3 separate regions of the Mus musculus genome follow, and regions 1 and 3 are each linked to region 2. The links are chromatin loops, found by intact Hi-C in ENCODE. Cell type or tissue: heart. All regions are shown on one strand.

Region 1 (2,500 bases), 240 kb before region 2:
ACCAACCTGCCCATGTCTCTTTGCCTTACCCTTCGCCAACCCCTCATGCTTATCCTAGCCATCTTCCTTTCCCTCAGACCTGGTGGGTTCTATGCAGTCTCTGTGTCTTCCTGTCTTTTCCTCTTCTGTGTCCCCTGAGGCTGAGACTCTACTGACCAGCCCTAAGAAGACTCCACAGCTGCCAGTGCCTGGGACCAAGACTGCAGCAGGGACCAGCAGCTCCCGGTCGCTGTTCTCTTCCCTCAGCTAGTACCATTTATTTCACCATTGCACCTGGGGGCAGACAAGATAGCTCTGTTGGTGGAGTGCTTGCCTGGCAAGCATGAGACCTGAGTTTGCTCCCTGGCACTCATACAGTGTGGTGGCGAGTGCTTGTAATCCCAGCACGGGGGAGGCAGAGACTGTCAGAACCTGAAATGTGTTCATATACACAAATATGAAGCACACATATAAAATCTACCTTCAAGTCATACGTGGTGCTGTGTGGCCATCTCTACCAGCCGCCCACAGAATCCTTCATGTAACAAAACTGGAACTCTAACCAAATATCTGCATTTGCTCTCCACCTTACCAAGCCCGGGACATCCACCCTCAACTTCCCGTCCCTATGAAAATACCCATGTAGGTACATCATGGGAGAGGAGTCGTACAGAGTTTGCCTTCATGAGACTGGCTGGTTTCGCTGTACCATAACCCTTCACCCATTTGACTTCTCTCCCTTTTGGGAACGGAATACTACTTTACCATGTGGGTAGGTCACATTTTCTTTGTTTGCTCACTGAGCAAGGGGCACTTGCATGATATTTAACGCTGAGGACACCGGCGCATGCGTGTGCACACGTTGCCTTCCATTGTGGAAATCAGTTCTTTGGAATGGGATGGAGTGGGTGAATCACATTGTGTGTTAGTTAGGTTCCCTAGAGGAAGGGATCTGTTTTGTTAGAGTGGCTTAAACAGCATCACCTGCGAAGACCAACAATGACTGGCTCACACGGAAAGACCTGGAAGGCATGAGGTTGGATGCTCTTGCAGGTCCAATCTGACCCTGATGGCCTGGAAGAGGCCCGGAGAGCTGCTGAGTTTCAGTCCATTGCTACAGCAATGGGATAGATGAACCAGCCAGCAAGAGGAAGAGCAAGCAGGAGAAAAACAGCTTCCTTCTTCTGAGTCCCCCATCCCGTGCCACCAGAAGGCGCCACCCACGTGTTTCAGATAATCCAATCAAGAAAAGCCCGGAGCTTGCCTCTTAGTTGGTTCCAGATCCAGACAAGTTGTTTCCTCCTTGGTGCATGGGGTAAGCCTGGAGCCTCATGGGGGCTTGGCAGCTGTTAGTCTCACTTCTATGTGGAGCTGCCATACTGCTTCCAGTGGTGACCTTGCTATTTTACAGTCCCATCATCAGTGTGTAAGATTTACCAGTCTCCACATCCTTATCCCAAACTCATTATTTTCTGCTTGTGTTTGTTTCCATAGCAGCCCTCCTAGTGAGGGTGAGAGCAGCTTCTCAGCCTCGCTAGTGATTTTTAAGATTTTATTATTTTTATTTAGTGTGCAAAGGACTCACCTGCATGCATGTATGTGCACCGTGAGTGTGCAATATCCTTTGAGGTCTTTTCTGAGGAGTAGGATCCCCTGGGACTGGAGTTTCAGACAGCTGGTAGCTGCCCCGTGAGTGCTGGGAACTGAACCTGGGGCTTCTGGAGGAGCGGCCGGTGCTCTTAACCTTTGGGCCCCCTCTGGCATTTTAAATTAAAACTCCCCAGAGTTTTCAATTTCCATCCTTGATGGTGAGTGAGGGGTACTAGAAGTGTGCTTATCTTTCTTGGAGAAATATCCATCCAAGGCGTACCGCCTTTCTTGTCCGTCACTTTCAGTCTTTAGTCTTCATTCAGCAAGTATCTCTTAAGCATCCATTGCGTCAGACGGCATTCTTTGTGTTAAAGATACGACAATGACCTAGACAAGAAATAAAAAAATAAAGTAAAATCAATCAAAAGAATAAATCAAATCAAAGGCCATGCCTCTACAACGCCAACAATCTTCATCTACTTATAACATGATTCCTGCCGCTGGGGGTGGTGTGGAATGGAGTCATGCCTGTGACCCTCTAGAAAAGGCTGGGTACCAGTCAGCCTCCCTCCTGTGCTCACCCATTTTTCCTCCCCTGCTCTCCCCCTACCCGTAGTCTCTCCACAATCTCTCCCCCCCCCCACAACCCCCGTGATGGTGGTGCCGAGAATTGAACCTATGGACTTCAGAATGCTAGGCAAGCCCTCTACTAGTGAACCTTGCCTCCAGCTCTTTTGTTCACTGTATATTTTAGACAGGGTCGAGATAAGTTGCCCAGGCAGGGTCTGAACTCAGCCTGTAGTCCCGATGGGCCTGACCACGCCAGCTCCAGGCTGCTGCTACCTTGTCTTTTTTTTTTTTTTCTGTCCTTGCTCTCTCCTCTTGGCTCCCTCTCTGGTCTTCTCTCGTGCACACCATTTTGGCTCCCTTC
Region 2 (2,500 bases):
AACAGCTGGAGCGCCAACCCATCCCTCATAGTCTTTGCCGGGCCCCTCTCACATGGGTGGCTACTGAGTGGATCACCCTAATGTGATCCCAGGAGTGGGGTCCCCAAGCCTATGGGGCTTGTCACCAGACTCCTTGTTAAGAGCTAAAAGCGACACACGGCTGCCTCGAGGAAAATCATTCTGGGTCGAGTATAACAGGTGCTCAGAGGCCAGACTGTGCGTGCCCAGCCAGCAAGAACCAACAAGAGGGCGGGCATGAACCCTAGAGGCAGAGGAGGATAGTATTAGGGCATGTAACCTTGACAGTGCAGCACCGGACGGTCCGGCTGGAACTGGCCTCCCTACGGGTCAGAGTGTCAGGATGGAAGCTCTCTCATTTGCAGATGTCCCTCCCTCTTCACCTCCAGATGCCTCTGTCCCAAGCTAAGCTGCCACCCAGGTGGCCAAGTTTCCACTCCCTCTCTGTTCCCCAGGAACCCCCACATTGTCCTCAACATTGACCTGGCCCCCACCATACTGGATATCGCTGGACTGGACATCCCTGCAGACATGGACGGGAAGTCTATTCTCAAACTACTGGACTCAGAGCGGCCAGTGAACCGGTGAGAAGGAGCAAGAGAGACCCAGGGAAGGAGGCTCCCTAGCCAGGGGGAACTCAACCACGGGGAACTGGGAAGGCCACTGGAATCAGGATCTAGGTGCCCCCCACTAACCCATGAGAGATTGAAGGACCAGCCCTCTCTGGGATTCTATCCTCCCATTTGGAGCTAAGGACCTTCCAAAGCTAAAAGGATGAAAAGCCCAAAGTTAACAGTAGCACTGTGCTGTGCCCCGGGCACTCCAGCACGTTGGCCCTCATAGTAACCCAGTAAAGGAAAGTTGTGTTCTCTGAATCCTAGAGAGATAGAGGATAACCAAGAAGTCAGACTCTTCGTCACAATGGCTATGACTTTTGTGGCCCTATTGATGGGTGGTGGGACTGACCGGGAGTGTGTTCCAGGTGTCCTGGGTGGCTGAAGGAAGCAGCAATGAAATGGGGAAAACAAAACAAGGAAGGTGGAAAGGAAGGTGGCTAGAGATGAGGAACCAGAAAGGCAGGAGCGACCCCTTGTGGTCAACAGTGAAACTGCCCCCTGGATAACAGATCTTTCTGTGAGCCTCTCCTAGACTTTCCTCCCAGGGGGCCCAGCCCTGAGATCTACAGGTGGCTGGTGGCCCTGTAAGGTCGGTACATCTTCCAACGAAGGGGGCTGGAAGGGTCTAAAATGGACACATGCAGAGTGTAGGGGCACAGGACACTTGAGAATCGGGGACCACAAGGGGTCGCTCCTGCCTTTCTGGTTCCTCATCTCTAGCCACCTTCCTTTCCACCTTCCTTTCTGTTTTTTTTTTTTTGTTTTTTTTTTTCCCCCATTTCATTGCTGCTTCCTTCAGCCACCCAGGACACCTGGAACACACTCCCGGTCAGTCCCACCACCCATCAATAGGGCCACAAAAGTCATAGCCATTGTGACGAAGAGTCTGACTTCTTGGTTATCTCATAGATCAGGAGAAATGACCCCCTGCAGGCACTCATTAGCCCAGAACTGGGCTCCTGAGAGACTCCAAAACTCACACACAAACACACACACACACGTGCAAATGCCCATGTAACTGTACCCATTTCAACCACAAAGAGGCATTCAGAACACATCTTGGAGAAGCAGCCCTGTCCCTGGGGTGTGGAAACCTTTCCAGTGTCACTCAATGACTGCCACTTGGCCCAGGGTATGGAGAACCTGTGGACAGGGCTGGGGACACGGGAACCCGGCAGACAGGATGCTGGACCTGCTTGTTTTCTAGGTTCCACTTGAAAAAGAAGCTGAGGGTCTGGCGAGACTCCTTCCTGGTGGAGAGAGGGTGAGTGCCGGCCGGGCAGGAAGACCCCCATGAGGAGTGGTCACAAGACTGTGGGAGGCTGAATAGTGCTGTGCTAGTGACTGGGTGACTCAGAGCTGTGTCCAAATTCCCTGTCACAATTGGGTGGCTCATGCAGAATTCGAATCTGGAGGCCACATGTCCCCATTCAACATACTTGGCAGAGCCTGTACGATGTCATCACTGTTCATTTAATCCTAACTCAGGCCATCTGGGATAGACAGCTCCTGTAGACTTCCCATTAAAACCCAGGTGCTCTCAAGCCACCAGCCACCCATCCTCCACAGTAGGTCTCCACAGAGCTATGCAGGGCCGGCAGCCTAGGCAAGCACAAGTTGCCCCAGGGCTCCACCCAGTTCAACCAGCCCCGCATCTCCCTCAGCAAACTGCTCCACAAGAGGGAGGGTGACAAAGTGAATGCCCAGGAGGAGAACTTCCTGCCCAAGTACCAGCGCGTGAAGGACCTGTGTCAGCGAGCTGAGTACCAGACAGCATGCGAACAGCTGGGGCAGGTGAGGAGATGGCGGATCTTCTGGGTCCTCTGGGGTGTGGTTGCCATGGTTACATGGGAGGCTCTGGTCCC
Region 3 (2,500 bases), 700 kb before region 2:
GGATTAAAGGCGTGCACCACCACGCCGGGCATACACCTTAATTCTTTAACTTTTGACTCCACCTGTCCTGCTGGAATATTTGTCTGATACTTAGGTCCAAACTGATTGCCAAGAGACTGCTCTTTAGATGATTTGGCTTTTTCACACAAATGTGTTTTGAAATTATATTTTGACCCAGGTGTGGTGATACATGCCTTTATTATCAGCACTTTAATATCAGAGGCAGGTGGATAATCTGTGAGTTTCAAGGCCAGCTTGATCTATAGAGGGAGTTCCAGGATAGCCAGGGCTACACAAAGAGACTCTGTCTCTAAAAACAAACAAACAAAAATTAAGGTATATTTTATTTATATGTGTGTTTGGCAAATGTATAATTGTGTACCTCATGGGTGCCTGGTGCCAGTGAAGGTCAAATAAAGAAACAGTTATGAGTTCCCTGGTAGCAGAACTGGAGCTATGGACCACTGTGAGCCAACATATGGGCACTGGGAATCAAACCCTGGACCTCTGGAAGAATAACAAGTGCTCTTAACCACGGAGCCATCTCTCCATCACCTTCCATCTTGCTTTTTTGAGATAGGCTTTCTCACTGAACTTCAGTGAGCCCCAGGGATCATGTCATCTCTGCTTACTCCTAACCCCAAGGGCGCCTCCGTGACTGTTGGAGATCTGGACTCACTGAACCATGTCCCCAGCCCCCTTGCAGCAGCTTTTGCCTCTCTCTCTCTCTCTCTCTCTCTCTCTCTCTCTCTCTCTCTCTCTCTCTCTCTCTCTTACTCCCTCCCTCCTTCCCTCTCTCTCCCCCACTGGATTTGGCCCTATAAAGTTGTCAGATTCTTCTAGATTTAGGTTCCGATGCTACCATTCAGCTCTTCAGGTTTGACAGTCGGGAAAGGTAGTCACTGAGATTTCCCCAAATTCTCCCTATATCATGTTGCTCCTGTCGGGTTCTCTTCTTTTGTAATAGCTGAGACACTTTTTTGGGGGGGGGGGTGGCGGAGGCAAGAACACTACCTAGTGTTCTTCTGCTTTTCATCATGTCAGGAGACATGGGGTGACAGTTTGTGCCACTTCTGGCGGCACCAGTTTCCCCCACTGTATCGCAAGCTGTTCTCTGATGTAAACCGTGATACTTGGGGTCTGAATGCCTTGTGACCCAATGCCCTTTCAAACCAGTGACTTAGGGCTCCTGACCTCGGGCCTCAGTTTGCTCGTCTAAAAAGTATTGACGCTGCCGCCTCAGCTACTAGTCTTGAGAAACGGTGTTTGGCCCACAATGAACACGCCATAGATGTCAGGACTCCAGGATGGAGACAAGCATGGGGGGAAAACTATGCTCTCTTTAGCTCCGGGGAGGAGAAAGCCTCTTAGGCAGTGTGACCACGCCCCTGTCGCACGCACGGCCTCCTGGGACCCGTAGTGCTGGGCGTGGCCTTGGAACTACAAATCCCAGCGATCCCCCGCGTCGCCACTCAGCTCCTCAGAGCACTGGTGGCCCACCAAGATGCCCGGGCTTAGTCGGTGTCGGTATCCCGGACCGAGTCCGGGTCGATAGCCCGGAGGGAGCAGCTAGTTTCCTCTTGGGAGCCGCGCTGAGGAAGGTTTCGCGACCAGCAGGAACAGGAGGATGCAGGGGTTTGAGATCTGTGTGGGGTGGATGTGGGTTCTCCAGTGTGTACAGGCTTGATGTTGAGAGAGAGGTCTGTCCTCTGCGAGTGGATGCTGTGTCTGTGGTCTGTGCCAAGTGAATATGGAATGTGTGAAGTGGATGCAGGGTCTGTGGCGAGTGTTGGGTGAGTGCGCGGTGGATGCGGCGTATGGGGCGGAGGCGATGTGTGTGGTATGGAGACTTTGCGGAGGAAGAGTTTGAGGCAGGTGCGGGGTGGAAGCGAATCTGCATTTCTGTATGGAATGAGTGCAGGGTAGATTCGGGGTCTGCCCTGCATGCGTGGTGGGTACAGTTTCTGCCGTCAGGTATCACCTCTCACCGTGGTCTCTTTCATTCCCCAATCGTCAGTCTTGCTTCATTCGTTGATTCTATTTACAAGAGTTTTAAATGAATCGAGTCCGCACAGCCTGTGAGAGAAGCACAGGCCAGTGCTACTTCCTAGGCAGCTTGGTGGTAACTTTCTCTTTTGTCCTTTGGGTGAGAAAACTGATCGGAACAGCACCCTAACGACCATACCTGTTCTGTGCCAGGGCATGCTAACCACTCTGATAACTAATCAAGGAGTAAAAGACATCGGTGGTCATGGAAAAGAAGTTATCAGAAATTGGTGAGATGGCTAAGCAGGTAAAGGCGATTGCACCAAGCCTGGTCACCTGAGTTCCATCCCTGAGACTCAGATGGTGGAAGGAGGAGAAATGATAGATGCAAGTTGTCCCTAAGTGTCACCTCCCTGAGTAGATAAGTAAACGTAATTTAAAATATTTTAAAGTGCAAGACAGGGGCTGGAGAGATAGCTCAGTGGTTGAGAGCACATTCTGTTCTTCCAGAGGA

The links. A loop is a pair of places that touch in the nucleus more often than their neighbours do. Peaks named below come from ENCODE experiments on the same cell type or tissue, not always from the same donor. Only the 100,000 strongest peaks of a DNase experiment are listed, where the experiment ranks them.
Region 1: it touches region 2 in a loop (2.2-fold over the local background); 2 of 42 quality-filtered maps call a loop at or near these places.
Region 3: a loop joins it to region 2, with 2.4 times the contacts of the local background. A loop is called at or near these places in 18 of 42 quality-filtered maps.

What each region holds. Positions count from the first base shown.
Region 1 is chr2:166,325,860-166,328,359 of GRCm38, reverse strand. No RefSeq gene overlaps it. Among named protein-coding and RNA genes, the nearest start is that of Gm30733, 41 kb to the right of the region's middle. In heart, no CTCF peak of the experiment used is centred here; a DNase peak (open chromatin) is centred at 1,229; H3K27ac peaks cover 258 bases.
Region 2 is chr2:166,083,785-166,086,284 of GRCm38, reverse strand. It overlaps Sulf2 (sulfatase 2), which reads left to right. Exons shown (of 21, transcript NM_028072.5): 8 at 474-602; 9 at 1,843-1,899; 10 at 2,300-2,429. Among named protein-coding and RNA genes, the nearest start is that of Gm52534, 35 kb to the left of the region's middle. In heart, a CTCF peak has its summit at 1,136 (motif pointing left); DNase peaks (open chromatin) are centred at 1,134 and 1,974.
Region 3 is chr2:166,785,742-166,788,241 of GRCm38, reverse strand. No RefSeq gene overlaps it. Among named protein-coding and RNA genes, the nearest start is that of Trp53rkb, 6.8 kb to the left of the region's middle. In heart, a CTCF peak has its summit at 1,483; a DNase peak (open chromatin) is centred at 1,431; H3K4me3 peaks cover 1,637 bases; H3K27ac peaks cover 1,148 bases; H3K27me3 peaks cover 313 bases.